2 separate regions of the Mus musculus genome follow, and region 1 is linked to region 2. A link is a loop called in an ENCODE intact Hi-C map of the cell type or tissue named here. Cell type or tissue: gastrocnemius. All regions are shown on one strand. Links, peaks and the distances in the headings refer to the core of each region. The heading gives the core; the rest is flanking DNA.

Region 1 (16,078 bases), core at 4,151-12,150, 90 kb after region 2:
ATGTTTGAGTGAGTGTGGGTGCATCTGCATTCCTATGTGGGGTGGGAGAACAACTTTTGGGAGTCAGTTCTTTCCTTCCACTGTGGGTTCTGGAGACTAAACTTAGGTATAAAGTCTGGCAACAAACATCTTTACCCACTGAGCCATCTCTCTAATCCCTATATACATATTTTATATGCCGTGGGGTCATGCAAATACTCCTTGGATGAAATGGGCCAAGTGGAAAAATGTCAAGAAAGTCTGTGTTGCAATAGCTGGAGCGATTCCTATCTCTCCAGAATAAGAAAATTAAGGGTCCCTAAACTGCCAGACCTGACAGGCCTTCACTTATTCACACAGAAGTGGGCTCAAGTCTGCTAGAGGCAGCTTTCTTAAGAGTTCACCATATTGAGAAAAGCACACAAGCCCAACATTTGAAGAGCCCCCGCCGAAGGGATATGGGGGTTTCTGCATAGAGCTGTGGTGGGGCTGTTATGAATAAAGACCAAGAGGCTTCAGGAGCCAGATGGCCAATCCAGGCAGTAGATGTTTTATAGGCTCATGGCAGGGCAACATCCATAAAATCAAGGACAAATCAGAAAGTTTCTTACAGGAAGAGCAGTGCATGAAGCCCAGTGGGAGAACACTTGACTACTTTGCATAAAGCCCTAGTTTTGATCCAGGTAAAACACACTTGTATACACACACACACACACACACACACACACACACACAAACACACACACATACACACACACATACACCCCACAAAAGTTTCTTCTAGAAAGTACAGATAGACAGATGGACAGGGATCTTAGACTAGAAAACTTGTCATAGGAAAGATGTTGACAAACTCACAAGACTGCTCTAAAGAGACAGACATATATATAAAGTTGCCCTGCTTAGGTTTTTTTTAGTTAGTTTGTTTGTTTTTGGTAGCTCTGTCTGTCCTGGAACTCACTCTGTAATTCAAGCTGGCCTCGAACTCAGAAACCCACCTGCCTCTGCTGGAATTAAAGGTGTGTGCACCTCCATCACCCAGCTATAGTGTCCGGCTGTGGGTCTCTCTGTGGCAGGGTTTCTCATTGAACCTGGAGCTGACTCCTGTCTCTGCCTCCACAGAATTGAGACCACAGGTGCACACTACCGCACATGGCTGTTTTCCCGGGTCCAGAGGATTTGGATTCAGGTCCTTCTGTTTATGGGAGACAAGCACTTTACCTGCTGAATCATCTTCCTCATCCACATACAGCTTATCTTTAATATTAGTTCGATGCAACCAAGAATTGCCTGGAAGAGTAACCTCAGTTGAATTGCCTACATCAGGTTGGCCTGTGGACATTCTCGATTGCTATTTATATAGGAGGGCCCAGCCTACTACGGGCGACAAGACTGTAGGCAGGTGGGCCTATGCTGTATAAGAAAGGCTATGTGAAGAAATCAATAAGCAACTTTTCCCCATGGTTTCTGCCTCTGTTCCTGTTTGAGCTCCTGTCCTGGGGCTTCCCTCAATGACGGTGTGTGACCTGGAGGTTTTAAATGATTTTCCAGGCTCTTCTCAACTGCAGATTGTTGGTTTGGAGTGTGTGGTCCTGGTGGCCCCACTTCACACCATCAAGAAGCATTTGTCCTGCTTCAAGGAGCCCGTTGGTGCAGTGTCTGGAGCTGTCTTGTCATGTTGTGTGACTTGGTGTTTTCAAAGTAATGTGTGCAGCTCCCATTCAGGTATAGACAAAGTGGTCCTCACCTTCCTGGTCGGTGAATGAAGGAACTGATGGAAAGAGATAAATAAGATGTGTGGGTGTGGGTGGGGCATATTCCTCTGTCAGGGAGCACACGGAGACTTGGAGAGATGAGACAAACATGTTCCTGTCTAACTAAAGAACCAAGGAATTGTTGTTACAACTCTAAACACTGCTCTGAGTGGATGGGTTCAGGTCTAGGTCCTCCATTTATCCTCTGATGGGTTAGTTATTGGAAAATGAACCACAAAGGGAGTAGAAATACAAGGGGCAAGACATGCTAAAGGGGAGGGGGCAAGAAAGGGTCCAAGGGGAGGGGGCAAGAAAGGGTCCGAGGAGATGGGAGAGTCTGAAGAAGGAAAACCTGATTCAAAAGGAAGGGGAAGAAAATATCTTCCCTGTATCCTGGGGCCATGAGTAGATGGCAGTGGTCTGGTGGGGGGCTCATCTATCTTACAGGCTTTCTAGGAGCTGACTGAGTCTGGAAACAGACTTTGGGGGCAAGTGGAGCTTTGCTGAAAGGCATCTGCTTGCCTCTGAGTACAAGAATACTGCCAGCTGGGGAGAAAAGTGCTCTGAGGCCTTCTGCCCTGAGAAGCCTGGCCTACTAGCCCGACTTGACCTAGGAGTAAAGTTCATCTCTTTTCCACAGTCTACCTCACTTCTCCCTCCCTGCTGTGCACCCCACCCCCTCAGATTCTCAGAACTCAGCCTCATTGGATTCCCGGAAATGGCTGGTGCAACTTGGTAACCAAATCCTCCGAATCCCTTTGTATATCTTTCTGCTTCTCTGCCCTCTCCACTGGTGTCCTTAGGGTTGTGTCTGGTTACAGAGTAGAGACCTGCCAAGCCAGGCTGACCCCTGTGGATGGTATTCAGCAAAATTCTAGGCTTGGATTCTCACAAGTGAGGGCCACTCTTCCCTCTCCCTGACCTGACTTTCTTGGAGGAGCTTGGTAGGCCTGGTCTTCCCCTTGCAGAGGCTTCTCCTTATACCCAGAGGTCTCCTCCTGACCAGGGGTCTCCACCTACCCAGGCTTCTCCACAAATTGAGGGATTCCAGGTCCTGGAAAGTGCATTTTCATTGTCCCCAGAGAAGTCTTTGATTTCTAACCCAGGCTGTAGGCTGTGGTTTCCTGTCCTGTATCTCCTTTGTCTAGAGCCTTCCTCTTCTCCGTGGGGAATTGTTATTATTTGTTGACTACATCTCATTAGATCAGAGAAGGGAATGGATGACATTAGAGTCTTTCTGGTAAAGAAATATAGCTTGGTTTGGTGGCAAAGGCTTATAAACAGGGAAGTCTAGGCATAATGGTTACTCAGGGGGCTGAGACAGGAGGATCACACGTTTGAAGCCAGCCAGGGTAACCCTGTACCAAAAAGAAAAATAAAAAGAGGCCCTAGAAGGTACTCAGTCGATAATGTATGTGCTTCACAGACACGAGGACCTGGTTTTGATCTCCAGCACCCACAAAAGAAGCCAGGCATGGTAGTATGTGTTCATAACATCAGCACTGGGGAGCTAGAGACAGGAAGATGTCAGCCAGTCTAGCCTAGTTGCTGAGCTCCCAGCCAGTAAGAGGCCTTGTCTCACAGGAGGTAGGTAGCATAGCATTCCTGAGGATGACACCCAACATTGTCCTCTGGGCTCCCCATACATGTGTATACATGTAGGTACTCACCTTCACACACATGTACACATACCTGCACACACACAAACGTGCATGCCCATGCACAATCCCATGGATTAAAAAAGTGTGTAGAGCTATAACCCAGTGACAGGATGCTTGCTATGCATGTGAGAGGCTTAGAATTAAAAACTGATCAGACACCTCAGTCCACACAACTAGGATGCTGCTTAGATCGTACATCCAAGAAACAGTCAAAGAGAGGGCCACAAAGAAGGGAAAAGTGAGGGAAGTTGACGAGGAGTGAAGTCTTTGTCTGGGTGCTTAGGGCTTCTGATGGGAGTACGTCGAAGGTTTGGGAGTAGGCTGTGTTTGCTAGCAAAGAAGGCTGGCATGTCTTTGGCTCTCACAAAATATTTGGACTCTGTAGTGGGCAGGCAATTGCTGAACAACAACAAAATCACACCGCTCAACTTCCTTACAGTACAACTGAGGGAAATGTAGTTGCCAGGAGGTCTCACGTCTCTGAGCTGTTCCACCCTAGACTGTGGGGGAGAGAAATGGCTGCCACTCCCCGGGTAGAGTCTGTCTCCTCAGTGGGGAGAAGGACCTGAGGAACAGCTTAGAGACTGGCTGTGTATTGACAGATGTGCTCAGTGTGGACAGAGACCGTGACAGCAGGTCCTCTTGTGCCTGGGCCAGCAGCATGTACTTCACCGAGAAAGAAACCGGTCAGACTTGCAGATCTTTCACCTCTCTCTGACTCAGTAAAGGATGCACAGCACAACCAGGGTCCAGCTAGGGCTGGTGGAACACAACTTTAGTTTGTGGGTACAGCACACAGGAGGCCCAGTGTCCCATCTTGACACTTACAAAGAGGCTCTTGAGAGAATTCTATTCTTCCCAGCTCCCACAAACAGCAGTGTATCTTATGTCTCCCTTTCACTGGCCATATCCGTCACACCCCTAACCCCTGGCTGTGATGCTGCAGTCTTATCTGTTGTACCCAGATAAAAAGTGACTTGACCTAATCAGTCTGACTGGACAGCCTGGCTCCAGGGAGGGTTGCTGATGGTGCCCCAGCCAGAAATGGAGCCTCATGTAGAGCTGGGCCCTTTATCTACCCGTGGGGCCAATCATTACCACACTTCTCCAGAAACTGCTGGTACATAGTTGGGCTCGCTCTCTTTAATCAGCCATGAACAACTGAATTCCCAAGAAAGATGAAGGGTGACTGTGTAGGGTTTCTGTGAAAACCACAGTGGCAAAGTCATCTGTCAGGGTCATGCTATATCATGGGTGGCTGCTAGAGGAAATTTGAATAGAAAAAATATATCTTTGCATCTGTTAGTGGCATTGTGAGCTGTGTGTGAGCCATCACAGCATGGCAGGTTGCCTGCCAGAGATGAGGATTCTTGCTGTCTTTTGGATACTACTTGCTTGTTATTATAAAGTGTGTGTAGGTAAAGGGGCAGGGCAGGGTTCCTCATTGCAGAAGCAGAAACAGGCTGAGAATATTTCAGAGCACTTGTTGATTTTTCTCCTGGCCTTTGCTTAAGTCCTTGGCAGGAGCTGAGACCCAAAGCTCTGTCCTGGTATTGTGGCAGGAACCAGGGCTCATGCCCAGGAATGCTGCCTACCAGGGAGGTCGACTTATGTCCCTCCCAGGCTCAGCCTGTGTGGCATGAAGGATCAGTTAAAGGGATTTGTAAGCCTCGGGAAAATGGTCAAGGCTGGATCAAAATTAGTCAAGTCTGCCGTGAAGGAAACTAAGGAGGACACACACACACACACACACACACACACTCACACACACACACACACACACACACACACACACACACACACGAGGGGAGGGAGAGAAAGGGAGGGAGAAGGGGGGAGAGTTTGCGGTCACAGGCAGGAGCAGAGAGAAGAGAATGACATAATCTTATTGCCTACTCAACCTTTTCTTTATCCAGGACTCCAAGCCCAGGAAAAGGTGGAAGGAATAGGTCTTCCAACCTCACTCGACATAGTCAAGATACCCCCTTCCCACCCAGACTCTAGATTGATTCTAGATTGTGTCAAATTGACAAATACAACTAACTGCCACAAGGACTGTCATTAGCTCATGCGCTTTGGGGGTAGCAGCCCTGGGGTAAGAGGGTGTCTGGGCTGGGACAGGGGATGATGGGAATTATCCGAAAACTCATCTAGACAGGGAGGAAGCTGACACAAGGCTTGTCTAGACACCTCTGTTCTGCTCCTCTCCTGACCATGACTCCTTTTCTCTGCCTGTAGTTTTTTCGTCCATCTGCCTGCCTGCTCTAGAACTGAGGGGGGAGTGCATCTTTAACTGTCAGAGTCACAGTAAAGACAGTTGTCTATTATTTGTTAACGAGAAGGGGTTAGGAGATAGCTATCTCTCTGGAGAGGCCAGAGCTCCCCCATGGTGATTTAAATGTGCTTTTCTTGTAAAGTATTAGATGACTCTCCCTCTGCAGAGCCTCAGTGTAGAGGAGAAGGTGTCCCATAGCAGATATAGGAAGAGGACGAGAGTCTCTTCCCTTCAAGCTGCTCATCATCTTTCTCATTGACTCCTTTCGGGACCCTAGAGGCCACCTGTGAAAAATGACATCAAATCATTTGGGGAAACGTGATTATTTCTTAATTTCTTAATTATCTCTATGATTATTAAGCAGTGCATGTATCACACTGTGAGCTCTTGAGAGCCTCTAGTCCAGGAGTCTGCCAAGAACAAATGGCAGAGGGCTTGTGTGCTCAGTAGGCTTGATCATTCATGGCTTCATAGTCCAGGAGTGGTTTGTGTTCTTAGAAAGACTGAGGTAACCAGGTAACCAGTAGGGCTGGCTGGTTCTCTCTCTCTCTCTCTCTCTCTCTCTCTCTCTCTCTCTCTCTCTCTCTCTCTCTCTCTCAAGTCCGAGGCTTCAGGGGGATTTGGAAGGAGCAAAGAAGCAACAGCTCAGTCCACAAGAGGACTTACTTTCTAGGTTAGGCTCTCTTTCTTTTAATAGTCCCTATTCGGGCCTCCAGAATGGAGACTTTGGAGGAATGTTTACACAGCTGATGCCATAGAACTTGAGGCCCTCTGGGTCTTCACCTGGGACCCCCACCCAGCTTTTCTTCTAGCAAACATGTTTGGCAAGTATTGCCACCCTATTGGTGAGTCCTCCCAGATCCTGAGGGAAGTGACAGGAATGAAACACTGGCTGTTCCTTGTTTAGCCTGCCTCACCTGTCTTTGTCAATCACATCCTTAGGAGCTTCCTTACATTGAAGAGAAGTCTCTACTAGGAGGGACACTTGTTTGCTGTTTATCAAATCTCTTCTGTTGTAATATTTATTATACTGTCCACATGACTAGGGACCTTCTTTATCTTAGAACACTGCTTTCCATCCCAGTGCTAGACTAGCCAGCCTTCTGCCCTGCCTTTGCTTGTGTTCCTGCCAGGGAGGCCCTCGCTGACCTCTACCCTCCCTACTCCCTGGCTGCCTCTTCTCTCTAGTCTCTAACTCACTGTGCTGTGGGGTGTTCTTGGCCACCCATCACTTGTCACCATCAATCCTTGGACACTCTCCGTCTGGACACCTGTTCCTACTTGATCAGATCCTGCCTGCTTGGCTATCTTCTCAGGGTGAATTAAGGAGAGGAGGCTCCATCCAGGGAGTGCTGGGATGACTGACTGCCCAGGCTGTGATGCGAATGAGGCTGTGAAGATAGACAGGAACAGGCCCTGCCCTTGGGGACCCTCTACTCATTTGGGGGAGTAGGGAAGTAGCTCGTTGGAATACTAAAGTCACCTGTTCTGTTCCAGAAGTTCCCATTAGCTTGGACCTGCTAAATTGGCTGGGGGTTTGCAGACCAGTTGATATGACTAAACAGCTGTTGGTCAAATCATGGTGAGCCACAGTCCCAGATTCCCTACCAATACACATCTGGCAAAAATTCCCAAACTGTGGGAAGCAGTTGGCTCCATAGAGGTTATGATGAAGTCTGTCACCTATCTTACCTCATTTGTATTTTATGAACTGTCATACATTTTACACCATACAGCTTGTATCAGGAAAATTTATTTTATGTATACTTTTTATTTTTTCTTTCTGGAGAACTGATTGTTACCCACTATTCTCTTGTTCCCTATCCTGTTCTGGATGATTTTTGAGTTCAAGTGCTGTATTTGAAGAGAACCAGGTGCTGTATGTTCAAAGGGAGACTGGTCTTCTGGGTCCTGTCAGACTAAAAAGTTCATTCCGTTTGTTGAGTCAAGTTTCAGAAATGAAATTAGAGGATAATACTGGGAGGCTCACAGACACAGTCACAACCATAGAAGCACATGAGAACTAGATCTGGATCCCTGGCGTAAGCCACACGAGCAAACTAGCATCCTCCATGTTCTTTCTCCTCCAGCATACCTAGTTCTCTGTCTTGATTCTCAGGGTTTCAGAGACACTCTTGGCTTCCCTCCGTGGTTTTCTGAAGAGAGATAGGGAGGAAAGGGCAGAGGGGCTTGCATAGATAATGCGAGTGTTGCCTCCCAGGGCATTCTGGGGCAGTGGCGCTGCCTAGCTGGGCTCCTGACCTTTCAGACACCCTTTGGTCATGCTCTGATACATGCAACCAAATAAATAATTTCTCATCAGAAAAGGGTGATTCCAAGTCCAGTGAAACCAAAGCTGGTTTGGAGGGACAAAGGGAAGCCACTTCAGAGAGAGCCAGAAGAACAGGCCTTAGAGCAGACTGGAGCCTGAGGCATGTCCCCATGGCAACCATCAATGCCACCTCCAAAAGCCCCTCCCATCTCCTTTTCTCTAACTATCCTTTGGAGCCATTGATTCAAGGATCTGAATGTATCTAAGAACATTCAGCCACCTAGTTCTTGATAGGTTCCTAGACCTGTAGTGACCAGTGTCAATACACAACTACTGGAGGTAGGAATGATCTGCTAGGTCACATACAGAGGAGCCTGAGAGGCCTGATATGGATTTTCTGTTATAAGCTGGAGGCTTGAGAAAGCCACTGGTTTTCCATATCTAAAGCTGGGCAGATGGCTCAGTGGGCACTTGCTGCACAAGTGTGAGGACCCGAGTTTGCATCCCCAGTATTTACAAAAGAGTTGAGCATGATGGCAGGTACTTATATCCACAGTGCTAGGAGGCATGGGCAGGAGAGTCCCAGTGGTGTGTTGGCCAACCAGCCAGGCTAGCTGAAATAGTCAGCTATGGGGTCAGTGTGAGATCATGTTTCAAAATAAAATAATAGTGAGGTAGAAGATCAACTGAGGATGACATCCCAATGTTAACCTCTGGCTTCTATATTTGATATGTACACACACACACATACACACACACTCACACACACACATATCTATCTATCTATCTATCTATCTATCTATCTATCTATCTATCATTATACACAGTCTAAACCTTTCACTATGATTACAGACACATTCCCTCTCACAAACTAGAGACCTATAACCCAAAGTAACTTGCTGTTGCTCACGTAAGACTCTTGCTCTTTTTCTCCTCACTTCTGGATTCAGGAAATACCAAAACCTCATTTCCTCTTAACCTGGGTCGGCCACTGGTATTGGTAATGGGATGATAGCAGATGGCTGCTAGGCCAGCTGTGCAGGCAAGGCTCATAGAACACCTCAGACAAGGTAATAGGCAGTGATGCTCAACCTTCCTAATTCTGTGACCCTTTAATACAGTTCCTCATGTTGTGGTGCCCCCCACCCCTTAAAAGTATTTTCATTGCTACTTCATAACTTTAATTTTGCTACTGTTATGAATTCTAATGCAAAATCTGTGTTTTCCAATAGTCTTAGGTAACCCCTGTACAAGGCTTGAGAACCACAGGTAGAGCTTAGATCTGGAGTCTGGAGACAAGAGAGGTAACCAGAGTAGCCTTAGAGGGCCAAGTTGGGCACGAGGTGCCCATCATCCTTTTACTGATGTATGGAATCCAGGCCACTGCTCTCAGCCAGGAGCCACAGGAAACAAACCTTTCCTACTTACTACGCTCATTCTCACCAGCCTGCTGGGTGTGGATCATGGCCAAAGAAAGGCCAGGAGCCAGCAGGTGAATGGTGCCCCCGACAGATGCTTACATCACCCAGCTGGCATTAGGGTTGACTCACAGGACAGGGTCTCATATCACTGCTGCCTCCCATGACCCCCTTGGCAGTTTCCCTTCTGAGTATAGACTGGGCCAAGCTCGGCGGCGCTTACATAATGGAACATGGTAGCGCCTGGTGTGTAGGGGGCGGCAAAATCCAAAAATAAACACTATTGACTGATAACATACAAACTGGAGGTTGGGTGGAAAATGAGAAGGCGTGGTGATGACAGATGTGGCTACTGCCACTGAGGGACAAGGAAGAGGCAGAGGTCGCTCGCTGCCTTTTCTTCCTGTAACCATTACTTTGTCCGTGGCGACTCTCTCTCATCTCTTTCCATATTTGACAGCAACACCACCAGAGGGGCATAGCACCCTGTGTAGTGTTCAAATCATATTTCTACTGAACTAGGAATCATCTGAGAGCTTGGAAGGGGACTGTCCTCGTCCCCTTACATGCTCAGACACTATGATCTATAGGCTTAAGCTGAGTCTCATCTTGTAAGAGGAAGAGGCAGTTTTGGAACCAAATTTTGGAATATCAAAACAAGAACTATTTTGATGTATCTTAGATACCTGTGCTTCACTACCCAAACACCAATGCTTAGCTTAACACAGTGTAAGTCTGAGAAGACAAACCATGATAATTTTTTTAAGGAAAAATCATTGTGGATAACCAGAAAGGATTCATTTTTGAGTGGTTAGGTATGGTGGGTTTTAGCATAGGATAACTTACCAAATAAAAATATGAATGCTGAACTCAATTTGAATTTCAAAACCAGCATTGAACTGTTTTATAGTATAAGGCCATCTTGAATACAGACCAAGGCATAGCTTATACAAATAGATCTTGAATTTAAGTGGAAGTGAGTGTCCTGTGTTTTGTCTGGCAGTGTTATTTTCATGGCCTTACATCACAGCCTGTGACCATTATCTTAATTACTCTTAAAGCTATCTCTATTAGATCATCAGTTTCACCGACCAAGGAATATGCTCTAGAAATCAACGTTGAGAGTCAATCTTCAGGGTGGATTCAAATTTCATTGTAACCAGGGAGACGGTGGAACTGGTTGACTCCTTGGATTGTCCCAGCTTGCTCTGTAGCTCTTGAGCACTTTGCTATGCTTGGGTTTCATTTGGTTTTTGTCTCCTGCCTTTCTCTGTGTATTCCCCCCTACCCTTTGTGTTTCCATTGGTTTAACTTCCACCACCCTGATTCAGGTTCCCTGAGTTTTCCCTCAGCTGTGTTGAGTCTATGGATGAGTCAGCCTCTGGTTTTCAATGGCAAGGACTAGGTTCTCAGAGATGAAAAAGAGATTGTCACCAGGAAGTCACAAGATTCTCCTGTGGTAGGATGGGCCGTCCTCAGATAGAAGGTCCCAGGATAGAGATCTCTAGTTGTAGCTTAAAGAAGTCTGAGGGGAGGAAGGGAGCAAGCTAAGACCCAGGCTCTTTTTAGCCAATTAATGTCTTTACCTGTGATTCTGATGGGAAAGGGGTTTACCCACCCTTACTCAGTGGCATCAAAGCAGATCCCACCTGGACACAAGCAAAGCTTTGAGTCCCATGGTTGATAAACAGGGGATCCCAGATGTTGGAAAGAGAAAGTCAAGTTTGAAAACCTTTTACCCTTAGACAGGAAATTGTATCCTCTAATGATATAGAAGGTTGGCTATACTGGCTGAATCCTTTGAACATTGTTCTGTCAAGATCCCAGTGCAGGTTCAGGTGAAGAATATGTGATATTGATCCTGTATTGTAAAGAGCACAAACATCAGGTCTTTAGTGAGCACCTACCAGAGCTAAGGCTCCGAGGCTGCAATTCTGGAGGCTTCTTTATTAAATAGGAAGTAGTTCCTGAATTATGCATATTCTACTCCAGAACTACTCTGTGGTACTTCTCCAGGCTTTTGCATTAATTAATACCATTTCTCTGTCACTTGGGTTTGAATTGAGCTGAAATGTTTTTTTTTTTTTCAAAAGTTGGTAATTTCTTGTTTTTTTTTTTTTTTTTTCTTACCCACCAACTAGCCCCAGCTAGGATCTGGAACTGACTGCTTCCCTTCAGTGCTATATGGCTCTTGCTTGGTAAAGCCAGATATTCTGCAAAGTTTATGTAACAGAGGAATGAAGAAAAGCAGCCATCCTTTAGCTGCCACAGAATAAACGTATGACCCAAAGAGAACTCTAGAATTCTTTTCAAGCCTTCTGCTTTTTTTGTTCAGCTTCGTGTTCAACAATCTTTGAAGTGTTTTACAAAAATAGGAGACAGCGTGGCCTGGGGCTGGGAGCCTTTCGAGTGCCACATCTGTGATTCTCCTTTCACAGTATCCAGGACAGCAGAGCTAAGCGTGCTTTCCTGGCTGATTGATTAATGAAGCCTTAAGCCCGGGGAGGCTGTGGTCCAGGGGCATATTCTTCTGTGATCAGCACTTCTCTCTCCTCTCCCTACTCCGGTTGCCTGTGGCAGAAGAGCAGTGAGTTCCTGGAAACCTTGAAGGACAAAGAACAGGGATTGGCAAAATAATGGCTGCACTGGTGTCTACTTACATGACGGAGAAAGCAGTGACTTTATGTTGAAGCAAACAAAATTTCACTGCATTGCATCCTGAAGCATAGCTCTTGCAGGAAACAAGTATAATTTTAGACACCCAAACAAGTCATAAAACCAAGCAGGGGCTCTCGGATCTGTTCAGTCTCTCTGGAGTGCCTGCTTGAGTTCTTGGAATGGCCTTTTGAAGCTTTTAGGTCAAAGGTTTGGGGCTCCAGGTGCTGGGGTCACCATAAGATTTGACCTTAGGAATTGTAAACTAGCAGACCTGTTTTTTGTCCTGGAGGGGGGAGAGAGAGAGAGAAAGAGAGAGGGAGGGGGGGGGAAGGGAGAGGAAGAAAGGATATGGAAATGAGACAGAATGTTCTAGAAGAAGGAAGAGGAGGAGGAGGAGGAAGAGGGACAAAAACCAGTTAATTACTTGGTTTAATCAGCTGTTTATTCTTTCATGATTTTTTTTTAACCTCTAACAAAAGGCTAGATATATTACAGTGTCTGTTGCTATGGCTGGATGAATGAGATAGACTCTGATCTTGTAGGGTGGAGCCTTAATAGCAAAACAGGTACTGATGGTGGAGCTGGTTTAGGAGCTGGGGAGTGGGGAGAAATGAAATGACATGATGACATGTACTGAGTGATGCTGAGTCAGAGGCATCCAGTAGTCAACGTGTTAACTATGCCAACTCTGTCCTCAGAGCTCCAGGCCCAAACCCAAATGGGATATCTCATCTCCCCCCCCCCCCCCCCCGTGTGTGTGTGTGTGTGTGTGTGTGTGTTCATGGATTCACATCTGTATGCAGGTGTTCCAGAGGATAATCTAGGGTGTCACCCTCAGGAACACCACCTTTTTTGAGATAAGGTCACTTTTTAGACGGGAACTCACCAGTTAGGTTAGACTGGCTGGCCCACAGGCCCCAGAGTACTTCTTGTCTCTGTCTCCCCAGCTCTGGGATTACAAGCATATACCACCATGTCTGATTTTTCCTTTGTATGTGGGTTCTAGGGACCAAAGACAGGTCATGCTTATTAAGTACTTTTAGCTCTCACGTTGACATTTTAGATTTAGTGTGTCCCTAGAGCACACCTGATAGATAGTTACCATTCTCTGAGCATGGCACCATCCTGTGCCCAAAGCTCAGAGCTCAGACACCTCCAGGCTCCTCCCCCTATCTCTCTGCCCATTTCCCAATTTGCCCAGTGTTTGAAGTCTCATGATTTCACCTCAAAAGTCTCGAACCTTCACCTTCTTGCTTCCTGCTTTTGAGACCTAGCTCACGATGTCATCATTTCCCACCTGGCCTCCTGCAACAGGCTATCTTTCTTCAGTAGCATATCTAGCTCTCAGGAAGATGGCTCCATTTTTTCAGGAACTCGCAGGTCCTCTAGCTTCTGCCTTCTCTTGGCATTTACTCAGCTTGAAACACAGATGTTTTCCTGCCCATCCTATTTGCTGTTTTCCTACCTCTGCAGATGCTACTCATTTGAAGCAAAGGGCTACATGGCCAATCCAGTAGAGGAACATATTTGCTTCCCATATGAACTATGGAAATGGTGGCTGAGGCAGTAGTTAGACTCTCTTCTGAGAGCTGTGTGAACGGGATGGAGTGTCCTCTCAATGGTTGGACTTTACAGAGATCGATGCAGAAAGGAGTGATAAGCTCCCAGCATACTTCAGTCTCTGTGTTTCAGGGCATTCAGTATGGCAGGCCTGTGAGGCCCATGAGGTTGCCTTTGTCTCCATATCATTCCTTATGCTAAGACCTGTCAGCGTTGCCTTAATAAAAGAGACCTGACAAAAGAGAGTTTAAGTGGGAAGGAAGGCTTTAACAAGAGAGGTGTAAACAAGGGAGAGACGCATATCCAAGTCAAAGATGCCCCAGAAAGTTAGCTGGGGGCTCTGTGCTTTGGAGCCAATGAAAGGCTTCCTGACTAGTTCCTCTCCCAAGGCATCCTTCTTCTGAAGGGCATTTACTAGGATGCAAAGAAAGCCACCAGGAAGTCAGTGACAGGAACTACTCTCATTCCCAATCACATGCTTGTGCCTTACCTGCACTTCCAGGAGGCAGACCTTATGTAGAGTTTGGTAAGGTAGTTTCTTGGTCTTGAAAACTGGCAAATTGTTGAGCGTGTTGATGCACACATGCCATAGAACCTGAGGTCAGAGACCAAATACCAAAGCTGGGGTTCAGTGAGATAAAGACCCCAGTAAGAGGGGAGGTGGTCTCAGAAGGCATGACCGGAGACAAGCATTTCCAAACGCATTGTTACTTTGAGAGTTTGGAATCTGGCCAAAGTTAGAAATTCAACAGTTCCATTTTACAGATGGGAAGGAGGCGGAGCAGAGGGTGATTTGCTCAAAGCAAGTATCAGTCTGTCTCAGAGGTGTTAATAGGAGTCAAGGGCTTACCCTAGCCTTCACCACTGTACTCTGGCATCACTGGTATTTGATGCACAATTCTATAGAATGACAGTATGAGAGAGACAGGGAAGAATTCTGAACTTTTTTTTGGAGACAGTGTCTTCTTGAATTCATTAACTCAATGGTTCTCAACCTTCCCAATGTTGTGGTCCTTTAATACAGTTCCTTACGTGTGGTAAACCCCCCATCCATAAAATTATTTCCGTTGGTACTTCATAACTGTAATTTTGCTATTGTTATGAATCATGATGCAAATGTCTGATATTCAAGGTATCTGCTATGCGACCCATGTGAAGGGTAGTTTGACTCCAAAGTGGTCACGACCTTTGGGTTCAGAACTGCTACACTAAACAGAGGAAGACCGTGAGCACCCCATTCTTTTGCGTCCACCTTCCAAGTGCTAGAATTATAGGTGTACACCATCAAACCCAGCTAGGAAGTTTAGTTTTCAGCATTGTGGAATAGTAATCTATTAATAGAAGTTGTCGAAAAATTATAAGATTTTTTTCAAATGCCATGTAACACACTTTTATTGTAAGTGTATTTTGTTCTCTAATACCTACCATGCATTACTTCATTAAAGTCTTACACTTAGGTGGGTTTGCCTTGCGGCGAGGAAAACAGATCTACTTCAATAATGAATGCTCTACCTGTAGTCAACTGGGCCAACTTTAGTGACAATGCTTACATACTTTTCTGTAGTTTTCAGTTGACTGGAAAAGTCAATAAGACTGTCACCAGTATTCTACTGACTTCCGTCCTGGTGTGATTTATATTGCCCTGAAAAGTGTGTAACCAAAAGCAGCTAGCCAAGCTTATCATTGAAGGAATCTGAAGCAGAAACTCAAGTTAGGAACCTGGAGGCAGAAACTGAAGCATAGTTAAGGGCGGGATGCTGCTTTTTGGCTTGCTCTGCATGGCTTTGCTCAGCTTGCGTTTTTATACAACTCAGGACTACCTGACCTAGGGGTAGTGCCACCCACAGTGGGCTGGGATGTCCCAAATCAATCATTAATCAGGAAAATGCCCCCAAAGACATGCCTATAGGCAAATATGATGGAGACATTTTCTTAATTGAGGATCCCTCTTCCCAGATAACTTTAGTTTGTGTTACATTGATAGAAAACAAAACAAAATAAACCAAAACCAAAACCAATCAACCAATCAAAACTAATCTGTGTGTCTCCTTTGGTCATATCTCAGGTAGAATATATGATTACCTTTCACCCACACTTTAAGAGAGACACATGCTCCTATTTAATAGACTGAGAAAATAAGAAACAAAGAGAGACTAGTGGGCCATCAGGGAAGTGCAGGAACCTCAGAATTTGTGATGTACCATAGTCTTCCATTTCAAGGTCTACACACTTATTTGTATGAATTTATTACCATTTTAATGAGATTAGAGTCAAATGTTGTCAAAAAATGTATGTTGGAAACACTGAGACATGTTCTTTGTATTTTGAAGTGATGAGGTCACAAGAGAATGTAGAGCGGATGTTAGAAAGACAATGGAGGTGCAAAGAGAGTAGAAGCCATCTGGCAGTGTATTGAGGAATGGATTAGAAGTCTGGAAACAGTTCACCTAGCCTTTCTGATTCATCCTAAACCTGTACTTCTTTTTCCTTTTGGTGTAATA
Region 2 (16,078 bases), core at 3,111-11,110:
CTCCGCCCTTTTCTTTCAAGGACTTTTCTAAAGTATTGTTTGTTTTAGTTCCCCAGGGGAGTGGGTGTGAGGCTGGGCGGGGAGGAGAGAGCAGGCATCCAATGGACTCCAGACACCTCTTTTCCTGGGGACTGGGTTAGGGACCTCCATGGACTTTGAGTAGGTTCTGCTTTCTTAGTCGCTGGGCTTCTGTCTAGGAAACATAGGATCCTAGCGGTTGGAGGGAAACAGTGGGACGCAGAAGCGTCCATGACATGTATATGGTCCCTCTACCGTGAAATAGTGCCCTAAAAAAACGCGTCCATGCCTCCTGGGGTGGCTATTACAACACAATTTGATCTTTCCAGACTGGAGTTCGGAGTTCCCTGTTACACTCACAAACAGAGCAGAGCCTGGGGTTGCAGCTGTCTCCTGGCAAACCACATCCACAAGAAAGCCCCCGTATGCCCCTCCCCTACCTTGTATTTGGTGTTAGGGATTCTCCAAAAAATCCCACTAGGTAGAGCCATGGTGGGTGTGGTCAGCGGTGTACAAGGCAGGGTAGGGCCCTTCTGCGGAGGGGTGCAGAGTTTGTTTGTTTGTTTAAGTAATTCTAAATGAAAACTGATTTCAATGATTTCAAAATCATTAGCCTTACCGGGCCACTATCAGTCTCTAGGAATCAATGAAGCAGTTGTAGGATTTGATTGGTTTCTCCTGAGGGAGTCAGGCTCCATCTGAACTCAAGTTTAGAACAGTTTGGGTCTCCAAGGCAAAGCTGTGCTTAAGGCAGTGAGTGGTGTAAGGAGGACTGTCCCGCATGAATTTGTTAGTTTGCTCCCGGCTAGCCTGTCTCTTTAAAATATGGTTGGTCTCCACCACTCAGCCCTGTGGTGGCTTTTTCCTCTGCCTCTTCCTCTCTCCCTAACTGCTGCTTCTGCATTCCCCCTGCTGCCTAGAGGTAGCTTAGCCAGCCTGCGCCTGAGCTTGTCTGGGGTCAGGGGTCAGGGGTCAGGGGTCAGAGGTCATTCCCTGTGCACAGAACCCAGGGCAGAGGCAGGTGAAGATGCTTATTAATAACCATCTGCTGGCTTGGATGCATGATGAGGGAAGGGAGGGCTGAAGTCGACTGACAATATTTCACCTGGTTGTTTTGCTGAGAGTCAGACCAGAGTCAAAAGATAAAACGCCTATGGTTTTCTATTTTTGACTAGATCTGTAATCCATGCAGAGAAAGAAATGTTCCCTCCTGAGGATGCATTGGAACTAGCGCCTATTCTAATCACTCTACCTTAGCAACAAAGGACACAGGACACTTAATCGGCCCTCTGGTGACTTAGCTTTTCTCTTCTGTTGTTAAAAAATCGGACAGGCTGGGTGAAATGACAGGTTCCTCTGGTTTTTTTTTGTTTTGTTTTGTTTTGTTTTTGTTTTTTCCTCACTTCTGAGCTACTGATGATCCACTTATTACATCATTATATGAGCTCTAGGCTGTGGAATATTTGTGATGAGACTCTTTAAGGATAGTATTTTATATTCCAAAGCTTTCAAATCAGAAGCTTTGGTCTGGAGGGGTAGCACACCTGTCCAACATTCGGGAAGCCCTGCGTTCAATCCCCAGGAACATGTACAAACACATGCTCTTGAACACAGGCACCCACCCTCCATCAGTGTACAAGATAAGCAGTGCTTACCATATAGAGTTTACATAAGTCTTCACCCTCATCCAAACCTGCATGTAGTACGTTGTAAGACAGAGATAGTTATGAGCCATTTTCAATACGAGGTGTGATTAGAGTTCATCAGAGTGACTGCAGGAGCCTAGCTGTCTGCTGGCGCCTGCTTATCTCAGACTCTGAGAGTTAGAAAGTTTCAGGGAGTCTGTTACTTAACTGAGTCCAAGATGGGAAAGGGATTTGACAGTTTTTAAAAAAAACCACCACCATGGGCTGGACACAGTGGCACATGCCTTTCATCCCAGCACTTAGAAGGCAGAGACAAGTGGACCTATGTGATTCAAGGCTAACCTGATCTGCATAAGTTTTAGTACAGCCTGGAACACACACAGTGAGACCCTGTCTCAAAAACAGAACAAATAAAAACAAATCAAACATCACTGTCTCCTCTCCTGTCAAATCAGCATCCCCATGACCCCCCCCCCCCTTTAAAAAAAACTTTCCACTATGCCTGTCTCCCTCACCCCCACCCCCATTTTTTTTTTTTCTTCAGAATTGTTACGATCAAGACTGGCTTGTTTCCATTAGCCTTCTGAATTTGTTATTGTCTTTTTCCAATATACATTACCATCTCAAACATTGCACCAATTGGTTTATTTTATAATTAATTATGCTAGGGTCAGGAAAGTTAAGTAACTTGCTCCAATCCACATGACTGGTAGAAAATCATAGAGTTGGGATTTGAGCTCAGATCTAGTTCACCCAAGACCCCTATCCTTTGTCTCTCAATGATGCTTCCTAGACACAAAAGTCTACTATTTCTTTTAGTTTGTTGGCCTTTCTCTTGGTTTGTCTTTCTCTCCTCTGCCTTTTGACATCTAAGGTTGAACCTCCACAATTAGGCTGATGGAACAGCAAGATAAAATAAGCAAAGACAGAGATAGGAGGTACGAATGATAACAGATACAATTTCATCTAATTAAATAAAAAAATTATGTTTTAAAGGAGGGCGTCTTCAACTTTATTCACTCAAACCCCCCTCAAGAACTTCATGTAATGTGGGCATGCAGAAATGGGGCTTCTTTTGTGTCTTGGTTCTGTTTACTCTCTCCAGTTGTCCTGCAGGCTTCCAGAGGAAGAGAAATGGCTCCGAGGAGACTGGGCTGTTTCCCCAGGTTCTTGCAGCGCCAATGGTCACTGATTACTTTTTTCCTTCAGGGCAGTTAGCGAGAGGAAGGACTTTCTCCTCAGTGGTTCCTGCCCAGCACAGCGCATTGTCATCTTCTACCTGCAGATCAGCTCCAGAAGTAAAAATGCAGCTGTCACAAATGTCCTTTATAGTTCTTCCCCAGTGCTCCTCTGCCTTTGTCTCTGAGTGGTGGATATAAGAGGTAACTTCTCACCATCAGTTGCTTTATTACAGTCGGTAGCCAGAGTGTGCATGTGGCAATGGAGTTACAGTGGACATTAAAGAACAGGGCTTTAGAACAGGGATAGAATGAGTAAGTTAGATTTTTGCACGGGGTGACGGGAACCTGAGCCTGGTACTGGTGCTGTCATTCACGGCTTCCCTGGGAGTTGAAACAGGTCATTGAGCTAGCAGGAGGCAGATGCATTCACCAGTGGAAGGAATCAACAGGTTACCTTGTTCTCATGAGACACTGGCTCTGGAACTCACGCCCCATGGAGGTGCTTTGCTGCAACCATGTTTTGTACCCTCAGTTGTTGTCTTAGTGATGGGAGGCACTATGTCTGAGCGCTGTTTCTCCTAGTTGAGAAACAGTGTCCGAGACATCTCTCTTCACGTAGGCTGCTTAGTCCATGTCCCGCCCACTGCTGTTGTTCCCCGTATCTTTGACTGCCCTGCCCTTCCTCTTTACAGATGGACTGATGGATGGGAGGTGGTGGGCATAACTGACCAAGTGGTTTTAATAAGAGACCTAAAGGTAAATTTGGTGGTTCCGAGTATTCTCATTTACTCAGAGGAAAAGATGTATTTGATCCCTCCTGACAATGAAAGCAAGATTTATTTTTTCAGTATACAGTGCCTGGCATACCAAAGCAAGTAACAAGAGTAGATTTAAGAAACTGCCTTAGATTGTTCTCCATCCATCGATCGATCGATCGATCCATCCATTATCCATCCATCCACCCACCCACCCACTGTCATCTATTTATCCACTCATTCACAGCACCTACCCACCTGTCTGTTTACCTCCCCACCCTTCCATTTACATATGAAAGTACTCCATTCATCCACCCACCCAGCTAACTACTTATCCACTTGCAACACCTACCAAGCCATTGATCTATCTATTCACTCACCAATATATCCACCTATCCTTTATGTAAGCATGAGTGTGTTCATTTACTCACCATTTATCCATCTGTCATCCATCCATTTATCCACCCACCTCATTATTATTATCTACTCATCCATCATCTATCAAGCTACCATTCAAACATTCATTTATCCAACCATCATTCATCTATCTATCCATCCATCATCCATCCACTCACACATTTATCCTTCCTTCCTTCCTTCCTTCCTTCCTTCCTTCCTTCCTTCCTTCCTTCCTCCCTTCCTCCCTTCCTTCCTTCCTTCCTTCTATCCATTGTCTCTCTATCTACTCCCCACTTATTAATTTACCTACCCATCCATTATCCATCCCCTTTGGCAGTTCAGATGTGGCCATATACCTTTGTACAGGACCCGAGGAGGGCCTAAGTAGAAGTTGTGAAGTTGCCCATGATCTCTGAGGAGCTTCAAGCACACCCGTGCCGTCATCCTGTCTAGAATATGCTTGACCGGGGAAAGTAGGGCCTCAGAATATCTCCTTTTCTCTCCTCCCACTAAAGTTATCTTTGTAGACTCTGCTAGTCCTGCCTCTATTTTCTCTACAGATGTTTTGAACTCTTGAAGAATGCCTCATGGACGCACAAAGGTTACTCCCCTGAGGCCAACACCATCTTCCAGTGCCTGTCTTGGCTCCCTGCCACAGTGCCTCAGACTTTACAAATGTTTAAGGGGCAACTATGTTCTCCCTGGCTCCCAGCAGGGACTTCCATAGGAAGGCCTGACTGCTCTGCAGGTTAGAGGGCTCTGAGAAAAATCCTTTAAGAGGGTGTTTAGAGTTTTTTTCAGAGAGCTGTGGGTCTGGGGATTAGGACTCCTCACCATGGGAGCCTTTGGTATGGAGACCCTCAGTAGATGTGGACAGGAGCACAAGTTGGGTGAGTAAGGAGAATGTCACAGACTGATGCACACACGTCCATCCCTAAATGATGAGTTCTGCTTGGTGCCAAGGCTTCATCTCAAGAGTCCTGCCTGCTTGTCTGGCTGCAAAGAGTTCAACTGAACTATCCTCATCACCAGCCTGCTTTAGACACCAGCTGCATTCATCCGTCAGGATAAAGGAGGCCAAGGTCTAGCCTTGGGCTTACAGGTCTCCCACCAGTAGCTACATGCCATCAGTAGGCTTTTCCTATTTCCTTCCATCTTGGACCTGTGGTCTCTCCCTACCCTCCTTATCCCAGATGATGAAGGTTTTTGCTCAGTGACTGGCACTACTGTTTGTACAGGAATTTCCCCCCGAACCAGGCTTATTATTGCTATTGTTCTTGTTGCTGTTGAGACAGACTTTCGCTGCATAAACACAGATGGTCCCTTAAGCACTGAGACTGCAAGCGTGTGCCACTGAACCCAGCAAAGGAAAGTGTTCACCTATGGCATGGGTCTGGCTTCCTCAGTCTAGAGTATCTCTAAGCAAGCACTTTCTTTTTTTATTTCTGCAGTTCTATGGATGGAACCCCAGGCCTAGTGCATGGTGCACAGCCATGTTGCCACTGAGTCACATCCCCAGTCCTCAGGGCACAAAGATAATGGGGTGGAGCATGAAGGGCCGTGGTTATAAGGTCTGTGGCATCAGAATCACCTCTATCTCAGGGTCCTTGGATGCTTCTGGATAATCTGTGAAGTATCTGTTAATTTCTTTAGAAGACTTGGGGAAAAAATTCCAAGACTATCTAGAGAAATAAGGACAATTTAACTTTATCCTCAGTGCCAAGAAAAAGATATGCCAAGTGAGGATGAGCCTACAGACAGCCATGGGCACTCCCTGCCTAGCCTTAAGCTCTCAGAGGGTGCCCCAGTACTGTGTCTGGACGGTGGCTTTAGTTCTTGCCCAATGTGCTTCTGGAAAACACTGCCGGTGATAACACCTTTAGAGTCATGGAGAGTTTTAGATGGCACCGCAAAGATGCTCAGTTAGGATAGGGGAGTCTAAAAATAGTTCCCAGAGAGGGCTCCTGAGGCCATCTCCCGTTTTTCCTGTCTGTGTTGGACAGAGCAGCTGAGTACAGTCATCCTCATGGAACAGGAGCGAAGATGCTGTGTGGTGACCTGGGAAAGGGTCCAGAGACTGGACCTAGAGGTGATGCAATGGCTGAAAGATAGAGCTGGAGGCCAGGTCAATCGAAGGGATGAAGTGCCCCATGGGGAGCAGGGGTGAGGGGGCGCAGTGCCCCATGGGGAGCAGGGGTGAGGGGGCGCAGTGCCCCATGGGGAGCAGGGTGAGGGAAAAGCCAGCAATGGTAATGGCATGAAAGCACCTTCTGTGGCTGTTCTCTCACCCTGGAGAGGATAAAGAGTGAAGGCTGCACTTTGGCTGTGCTCTTGGGACCAGACCATGACTTCCCGCGTGCCAACCTCCCAGAATGGACAGCTAGGCTTCAGATGGTCGGTTGGGACCTTGGCCCTATGTGGGTTTGAGGGAGGAAGATTGACAGCCACTGCTGCGAGCAGATCACAAAGCCCTCAGAACCCGGAAGAATGACTCATGAGACAGCTGGCTCTGGGGACAGTTCATAGCAGGTGGAGGCCTGCTTAGGTTCCATCAATCACCCACTGTTATACCGGGTCATGAAAGAAGGGACGAGGCAGGCTGGGTGGGTAGCAAAGGCCTTCTATAGAGGAAAGGACTACTTAATTCTATTCATGGACTCAGCAGCTTTGCATGGGTAGAATATTCCCCTGGTTTTAGGGATTAATAACTAGGAAAAAACCAGGCAAAAAGAGATTGACCTACCTTGGCATGTTTTTTAGTGTAGAGGTTTTTGGGACTTGAACCTGAGTGTCTATGGGGTCTAACTCCCCATAGTTGGGAGGGAAATGTGCAAAATTACAGTTAGTTGGTTTTGTCTGTCAACTGTCCTCAGTGAAAGCCAGAGACCATCCTCAGATCGCTGTCCTGGGCAATTTTTGTCAACTTGATATAAGTTAGAGTTAACTTGGGAAAATATCTCTGTCGGATTGCCTGTAGGTAAGTCAGTAGGGAGTCTTCTTGATGAATGATTGATGTGAGAGGGGGCTATGCCACCCCTGGGCAGGTATTCTCTGGTGCTATAAGAGAGCAGACTTAGCAAGCCTTGAGGAATAGCCAGTGAACAGCACCCCTCTATGGTTTCTTTTTTAGCTTGTCTCCAGATTTCTGCCTTGAATTCCTGCCTTGGCTTCCCTTTACGATGGGCTGTAACCTGTATGTCAAATAGCCAAATAAACTCCTCCCTCCCCAAGTTGCTTTTGGTCCTTGTTTTATCACAGCAATAGAAACCAAATTAGGGCACTCACACTGGCCACTGACTCTTGCAGTCTCTTGGTTGAGGGAAAGCCAGTGGAGGTGTTGATCCTGCCCATGGCACAGCCTTAAGAGGGTCTGATTTGGAGCATCCCTGATTTGTAGTCTCTCCTTGACTTAGAGCAGAAAGATGTATACCCCAAGCCCAGATTTTCACTGGGTATCTGGTTGCCCCAGCCTGGAATCTGAGCCGGTCCATTTTTCCACTGGTGAATTAGCAGAACAGTCCAGGCTGGCAAGGGAGCTCCTCTGACAAGTCTGTGAATGAGCTCAGAGGAGCAAGTGCTGGGCTCAGGTGAGCCGCACAGGGGTGGGGCGTGGGGAGGAGCCTGCAGGCTAGAAACTGACCTCCTCTTGTCTGGCTGCCCCCTTCTCAGCCCTCTCTGCTTGGGAACCTGCAAGGAGGCTGCTCTCCTTTCCCTGACTGCCGAACGGTGGGAATTTGCTTCAGTGGTAGATTATATTTTCCCGAGATGGTTTGAATTACCTCCCCGTCCTTTCACTTAATTAGGCCGAGGCTGGTGTTTATTGTGTCCAGCCGGCCTTCCTGCATGAATAAATAGTAACATGTTTGTTTTCTTTCAGGTGGGGTTCAGTTTTAAAGAGGTGGATTGGCAAAAAGAGGAGAGGGGGGAGGGAATTGTGAAGTCATGGGATGAGAGGTTAGAGGCAAAGGTTTGCCTCCCTGAGCCACCTCAGCAACTCTTTCTTCTCCATGTCGTACAATGTATTCAGAACCCCTCCATTCTCACGTGTCCCTAGCTGGTGTCTGTCTGCCTGTCTGTCTGTTCTTTGTTTCTTGAACTTCTCCTGGGAATCCAGGCACTTCCTGCTTCCCCACTGCTTGCCTAACTTCGTACCTGCTCATTTTACTGTTCTTTCCCACCAAAGCCTTCATCCCCCTGCCCTGTTCTCTAACTCTTGGCTACCCCAAGCAACAGGGACCTTGGATAAATAAACCACAGTTCAGTCTTGCCATAAAATACTATGCAGCCAAGAAAAAAGAAAGAACCCAGAGATCTTAAGAGTTGCCTTCCAAGAGACACGATAAAAAGTAAGCAAAATAAACTACTTGGACTTCTAAAAAGGTTTTTAAACCCATGTACACAGCATTTCTGGAGACATCTGAAAGATCTCTGAATAATGGTTGTTTCTAGAGAAAGCAAGTGGAGGCTGGGTTTAGAGAGAGATCTACACTTACATGTTTTAAACATTTACATTACTCTCCCTCTCTCTCTGTTATTGTGACAGACATGCATATGAAGGTCAAAGGACAACTTCTGGGAATTTGTTGTCTCCTTCTACCATGTTGGTTCTGGCCCAGGTTTTCAGACTTGATAGTGAGATAGATGAACCCTTGGTTCATCTCATTGATCCTTTATATATTGACTTTTTATAGTATATTTTTGTTGCTATTTGTAATTTTAAATTGTTATAGATATATACCACTTTGTAACCAAGGCTGATTTATAAGGTGAAAATGTGAGCTTTGAAGATATGCTATGAGCCAGTGCATGCTTAGTTAACTCTATGGTGAAGCAGTGATCGAGAGCTGGCTTGGAGGATTCAACTTCACGTTATAGTCCCACCAAACAGCCAGGGCACAACTCTTGGCAATTGACTTCATCTTTCTAAACCTCAGTTTCCCCAGCTGTGAAATGGGATGGGAACAACTGCTATTCTCTGAGACACGTGAAACTTATACTTTGCCATGAAGACTGTTGCATAAGAATGTCACTAAACAGACTTACTGTGACGTCTCCACAAAACACTGCAAGAGATGCCGATTCTGCGGATCATATAAGGCAGTTGTTTTTGTTGTTGTTGTTGTTTTTTTTTTTTAATTTTGAGACAGGGTTTCTCTGTATAGCGATGGCTGTCCTGGAACTCACTTAGTAGACCAGGCTGGCCTCGAACTCAGAAATCCGCCTGCCTCTGCCTCCCAAGTGCTGGGATTAAAGGCGTGTGCCACCATGCCCGGCATATAAGGCAGTTTTAAAGGCAAGTGTTCCAATCCTCTTTTAGAAAGTGCCAGGGTCACTGAGAAGAACTCTGCATCTGAGGTAGGTAGGAAACTTCACCGAGGAGACTCCTAGAAGCTGAGGTTTGAGTGTCTGGAGAATTGCTAAGGCTGCCCTGTGAGGTCACTCCCTCTGAAACTTGGCATCACTGAGTGTTGAATGAGCTGTGGCAGCTCAGAGGTGAGAAGGAGGATGTAGGTGAGGCTGTTAGTGCAGTCAGGGCTGGGATTTGTTCTCTAGAGGGTGATGAACAGTGACCAAGAGGCTGCTACTGAGTTATTTAGGACCTTGGAGGCTGCAATGGGCACTTCAGAGTTACTTCAATGAACAGTGGGAGGTGTGAAGATGGGTCAAAAGCAGTGATTCTCAACCTGTGGGTCATGACCCCTTTGAAGGTTGAGTGACCCTTTCACAGGGGTTGCTTAAGACAGTTGGGAAACACAGATATTCATATTATGATCCATAACAGTAGCAAAATTCAGTTATGAAGTAGCAATGAAAGTAATTTTTATGGTTGGGGAACTGTATTAAAAGAGGTTGCAGCATTAGGAAGGTTGAGAGCCAGTGGACTAAGGAATGCCTGAGGCTTCTAGCATTGTCACAATGGCCTGCAAATCTAGGGGTACAAAACCACCATTTGTCATGTTCCGTGTGTCAGGAACTTAGACTTGTTAGGGTGTGGCTGCAGAGGCTTGTCTCTGCTCCCCAAGGTTTTGTGGTACATCAGTGGCTGCTTCTGGGCTCCCCTGGGGCTGCTTCTGTGTTTACATGCACTGCTGGCAGGCAGCTAGCTGAGTCTTTGGCTGGGTCTCTCTGTCAGAACACAGCATCAGAGGTTCTCCAGGCATTCTAGTTCCTCAAATCATGGTAGAGCGCTCTCTGGGTAAGCCATGTCAAGGGGGCCAGAAGACTATAAAGCATTTCCTCAGATAATTCTTGAAGTCTGGCAGCAGCTTATCTGCAGATCCTCTCAGAGCAACCACAAGGTCTTGTCTGAGTGCAAGGGCAGAGAACGTAGAGGTCACTCCTCAATGGAGGAACAGCAGTACCAGAGACACTGGGGGGCTTTTTTTTTTTGCAAAATGTGGTCTGTCACAAAGAAGGGTGTGGGGAAATCCAGGTGCTGCAAATGAGCAAATATTTGTCAGAATTTGCTGTGTGGTAGACTCCAAAACAAGGGATACAGAGATAAGCAAAACTAGACATAATTCGAACTTTCTAGAGATAACAGCTGGAGGAGCAGACACTGACCTGCTATAGTCTAGCAGTGTAGACTGCTGTGGTAGGTCCTTGAGAGGAACCTGGGGCTGTGAGTTCTTAGGCTCTTGTGTTTATAGCCGGAGAATAGCCAGAGAGTGAAGGAAAGGTTTCCCTGACGTTATCTGAGCTGAGGAAAAAAGGGATATAGAAGCTGAGTAAGCAGGTATCAGGGGAAGAAACTGGGCTCTTCACACCAGGTCCCAAGACAGGATGGCATCATACTGAGTGACTGCCATCCTGGGTGGAGAGGAGCAAGACTACAGAGCTCAGTGACTCTATTCCATTGTTAAACAGATTCCTTCTTTCTCCAGTGTTTGTAGCCTCTGGTTGACCATACTTCCCTGCAAAAAGCCATTGTTTTGCACCAAACAAATGGAGGTGAGGAGATGGAACAGAAGCTTCCCTTTCTGGTTCACAGGTCAATAGAAGTTAGCAGCTGATATGAGAGTCACTCTATAGCAATCTGGAAGTTAGTCTTGGGATCCAAGTAACATATCTACCTCATTTCTTCTCTTTGCTGAACTTGGGAAGAACTGAAGAAAGCATCGACACCCTCATCACTATGGAAATCAATATTTATAACTAGGGAGGTCTTAGAAGGAAAGTTCATCTCGATCAAGTTGGTCATAGAAGCATGAAGATATTTTGATATTATTGCTAATAGCAATGGATCAGGAGATAGAAACTGACTTGGGTGGGTTGCAAAAGTGAGAAAAGATTCCAGGTACTTTCCAGAGCCCAGCAACGAGCACAGCTGATTGCCCAGTGCACACGGCACTGACTAGGTCTCTGCAGATGCCTCCTCTACCAGTGGTTTGTGTAGCAAAGAGAGAGTGTAGTGCTTAGCAAACATCTCCACAAAGATCGCCAAGAGTTTCTGGTGCTGCAACTTGCCTTTTGTGTTGACAGCAATGACAGGGACTCAACTGCTCCCAACTGCAGTTCTTGTTCATTCAAAGACAGCCACAGTATTCAGGACTTTACAGTTTTCAATAGCAATGTGACTCAGCGAGGTAGCCAGCATTGTGATGCTTACGGAACAGTTTGCTTGAGTCTCTCACTCCTGAGAAGCATTGGTTTTCACTTGCTGGTACTTGATTATCTTTCCCCAAAGTGTCCTTGGTAGAGAACTGAAGATTCCTTCCATGTTCCAAAATAATGTTTGCTGCATATCCCCTTCTCTTTGAGAAAGGAGTGTCTGAAAGGTCTCCTCAACTTCTGTCAGGGGTAGAAGGAAGAGCATAACAATTCTGTCTGTGTTTTCTCTTGCTTGGAGAGAGTGTCCAACTCCATCAGCATGCCAGGCCAGTGCTGTGGCCACTCTCGTTTGATCATCTCTACCATATTTGGGCACAGAATGTCTTTAATGTGGTTCTCTTCTTCCCAAATACTCAGTGTTCCATGACACTGGGCTTCAGAGGGGACTTCCATCAAAACCTGGCAATATGCTCCAACATCCAAAGGGCAAAGTGACCATGGCAGCTCCTGTTTTCTCAGCCAACCTCAAGCTGTACAAGACACGGATACTCTTTAAACTCTTCACAAAACTTGAATGCTTCCTGTTGTTGGTGCTGGATGGAGCTGGGTTCCGTCATGACTGCCCCTGATTCCCCAGCTTCACACTCAGTGTGTTCATTTGCACCCATTCCATACTGGTGCCAGGAACACCACTCTCATCTCAGAGCGCAAGGCATGCACGGATCCCTTAGCAGAACCACACATGGATCCTGCACCACATCAGGTTGGTAATCCTTCAGCATATTTCACAGGGATAGCTTTCAAGCCAGAATAGCCATTATTTATTTATTTCACACATAGACAAAGTTTTTTTTTGTTTTTTGTTTTTTGTTTTTGTTTTTTTTTTTTTTTTTGCTTAGGATGAAACCAGACCATTTGAAGGCAGAACTGATGGTCATTTTTTGAAGAGAGAGAAAGAGACAGTGGAAAGAGGAGCTTTCTGGAATTGCCATTGGCTGAGAGCTGGAAAGACTGAGATTGCTCAGCTAGTGGGGGGGGGGGGGTAGGATGCCCTTCCTACTCAACAGACCAGAGTCCAAAGTACCCAGGAGAACATGGAGGGCTCTAATGTACTGTGAGGAGTCTGTAGCCAGAGGAATGATGCCCAGATGGAAAACTAGAAAGCAACCCTAATCAGACTATTGGTTTGATTAAGTCTGATGATCTCATTTCCACATAAGTGTAGCTTTTGATTATAGAGTACTGGGACTTTAATCTTTAGTACTTTGTGGTAAGGATACAATTCAATATGTATTACTGACACGGGGCTAGGGTGATGTGACCCTGAGAGATGACAGTGGGATGCAAACCATCCTTGCTGGGCAGAGCAGCAAAGACAGGAAGACATGGGGAAGATTCCAGACCCAGGAGAAAGACTATACACTCTTGGGATCCCTACTAGTTTGCAAACAGCACATTAGATGTTATGTGAATCCCTTATTTGTTAGATACTATACGAACAACTCTACACTGTCGTGACTGCTCCCATCTTACAGAGAAAGCATGATATGAGTTAGGAAGCAACTGTCACAGAGCGAGACTGCAATACGGCTTTGTGGTAGGGACAAGAATCCAGAGCAGTACCCCATGTCTAGTGATTCACCTAAAGCCATAGAGTAGCACTGAAGTTACTCACAGGTGGAAGAATGCTTGGAGGATCAGGCATGCTTTAGTTGTGCCCAATACCATTGTAAAATGATGGGACCCTACTCTACCATGAAAATGACCAAGAACCAGGCATTTGAGAAAGGTCTTAAGATAGCTTTTTAATTTTCAAGGAAAGTGGATGAGGTGGAATGTGGTCTCCCTGCCTCAGGCTCTAGATGTGAAATGTTCCCCCGGTCCTTATGTATTGAAGGCTTGTTCTCCAATGCAATGTTCAGAAGTGGGGATTCTGGGAAGTGACTGGATCACGAGGACACTGACTTAATGAACTATTAATCCATCAATGAATTCATAATTGAATGGCATTATTGCAAACTGGTAGGAACTAGGAGGCAGGGACTAGTTGGAGGACAAAATATCACTGGATGTGATAGTTGGTCTTGTCTGTCAACTTGACGGGGCTGAGAATCACCTAGGAGACACACCCCTGGGCGAGTTTGCTTCTGAGAGCCTCCAGAGAGGTTTATCATGGACAGAAAAAAAATCACATTGAATGTGGGTGGTATTTTCTATGGGTTGGAGACTCAGGCTCAATAGGAATGGAAAGGGGAAGAAGCCAGCAGATCACCAGCCTTTGTTTCTTTTGCTTCCTGACTTAGGATCCATTACTAGCTGCCACACAGTTCAGTCAGCACAACTAGACCTGTGCTTCCCCTGCCATGATGGGCATGTCCCCTCAACTGTGAGCCAAAACAGACTTCCTTCCTTAAAGTTGCTTCTGTTGGGCATTCTGGCACTGACGTGAGAAAAGTAATTCAGACACTCGGTGTGCCCTTGAAGGACGTACCTTGTCCCTGGCACCCTATCTTTGTGTCACCACTTAAAGGACAAGAAGGAAGAGCCAGGCATGGTGGTGGACACCAAGAGGACAACTTTCCTCTGCTCTGCCCTGTTCTAGTGTCTCAAGTCTTGCCTCCAGCTGAGCATAATGGAAACAGGTGACCATAGACCAAAGACATCAAATATGTGAGCCGAGAGAGAGAGAGAGAGAGAGAGAGAAAAAGAGACAGAGAGAGAGAGAGAGAGAGAGAGAGAGAGACTTAGTGTAGGAGTCAGAAGTTAACTGGAGACACAGGTTGTGAGCTGCTGACATGGGTACTGGGATCCAAACTGCAAGTCCTCTGTAAGAGCAGTAGATACTCTTAATCACTGAATCAGCCCCAACATTTACATTTAAACCATCAACAAGAAGAATAGTATTTAATGGCACATGGAAATAATATGAAATGCAAATCTTCATGTCCATAAGTGTAGAGTGTTATTAGAATGCAGTCATGTACACTGGTTGATGCCTGTGGTGACTTCTGTCCTGGTCCTTTACCATATGTGGTTCCTGTCCACTGCACCAGCATAACAAAACCAGGCGATCAGAGCTTCCAATGAACCCCAGCCCTGTGGCATCACATAGGCTGTGTCCATTGCTCTCAAATCTCTGAGCCTGTGATAGTTCTTGCAGGACATTGGCTGGATCTGTTCTTGTTTAGGCAGTGCTGACAAAACCCTTGAGAGAGCCCTTGTGCCCAAGGCAAAGAGAAAGGCCCACACCCTTAGGATAGCTGCAGCTGTCTGAGTGCAGAGCCACAAATCCCACCCTGCCTGCCGCACTGGAGCTATTGAAGTTGCCTGTGTGTCAGCTGGCAGAGGACTTTGCCTGCTGACAGGTCTCCCATTTAAATATAATCACCTTTTTTATATCCTCAGAGCTCTCTGAATGCCTCTCCCCACCCAGAGCTTTCCCTGATGATTGAAAAGAGCTAATCCAACAAATGGCATTATCTCCTCTGAATGGACCCCGTTTATCACCTGGACAAGCCCAGAAACTTCAACCCCAAGCTTCTCTTTGTTGTAGCAACAGGTGCTCCGGAAGGGAGTGAGGGTGGGCGGGGAAGGATGTGCTTAGCACCGGAATGGGGCAAGAAGAAGAAGGAGGAGGCTGTGGAATGCTCTTTAGGGGAGACCTTTAGAAGAGGAGTCAGCTTTACTTTGCCAGAGGGGCAGGAGCAGAGTCCCTGCAGCCCTTGGAGTGACAGCTGTCAGTCACAATGATCTTGCAGTGTCTGGAAAGTGTTCCATGGCTCAACTGAGTGTTCTAGAAAATTAATTTTTCCTAAAATAAACCAAGGGAAAAAATTGAGAGAAGATTGATTTTTCTTGTTTTCAAATTCTTTATGTGAATATCAGTATGGGTTAAGCCAGTTTAGTGACCAGAAAATTAAAAATAAGAAGAAAAGAAGGAGGACTAGCCAGGCATGGTAGTCCACACCTGCAATCCCAACTCTTGGTTGGTAGGGGCATGAGGATCAGGGGTTCAAAACCAGCCTTGGCTATCTGAGGTCTTGTCTCAAAAACAAACCCACGAAACTCCAGAAATTAAAAAAAAAACATAGAAGGAATGAAATAGGAAGAGAGGAAGAAGGAAGTTCTAAAGAGGAAGAAAATAAATGCATGAAGGAGTTGCTTTATTATTATTAATTTATTAATTAAATAATTTATTTTTAGTGAGGGAATTGAACCCAGGACTTCGCTCATGCTAGGCAAATGTCCTGCCATGCCGTGTGTGGTCCTGCATAGCTTTCTAGTTGCTTTATTTGCAGTATCTTTCCCCCCCACCCCTGAATTGTGTTGCTTTTGAGAAAAAGGACCCAGGTTATCGTAGCAGAATTGGCATAAAACTGCTGAGGCTCAAGGGCAATTATTAATTCCATTAACCATGCTAAGAGTGAGCAGAGTAGTGCCCCTTCTGGGACAACTGGGGACACAGAAGAGACCAAGGCCAGGAATCACTGATCTTTACACTGTTCCTGTCTATCCATCTTTATCTTGG

What was found. A loop is a pair of places that touch in the nucleus more often than their neighbours do. Peaks named below come from ENCODE experiments on the same cell type or tissue, not always from the same donor. Only the 100,000 strongest peaks of a DNase experiment are listed, where the experiment ranks them.
Region 1: a loop joins it to region 2, with 2.7 times the contacts of the local background. A loop is called at or near these places in 2 of 42 quality-filtered maps.

The regions. Positions count from the first base shown.
Region 1 is chr1:73,034,313-73,050,390 of GRCm38, forward strand. No RefSeq gene overlaps it. Among named protein-coding and RNA genes, the nearest start is that of 1700027A15Rik, 26 kb to the left of the region's middle. In gastrocnemius, for the core only: no CTCF peak of the experiment used is centred there; no DNase peak of the experiment used is centred there; H3K27ac peaks cover 4,582 bases.
Region 2 is chr1:72,945,516-72,961,593 of GRCm38, forward strand. It overlaps Gm31047 (a long non-coding RNA gene), which reads left to right. Exons shown (of 5, transcript XR_001778985.2): 4 at 2,874-3,046; 5 at 4,560-7,229. It also overlaps the pseudogene Gm17846. Among named protein-coding and RNA genes, the nearest start is that of Gm31047, 14 kb to the left of the region's middle. In gastrocnemius, for the core only: no CTCF peak of the experiment used is centred there; a DNase peak (open chromatin) is centred at 6,156; H3K4me3 peaks cover 428 bases; H3K27ac peaks cover 2,617 bases.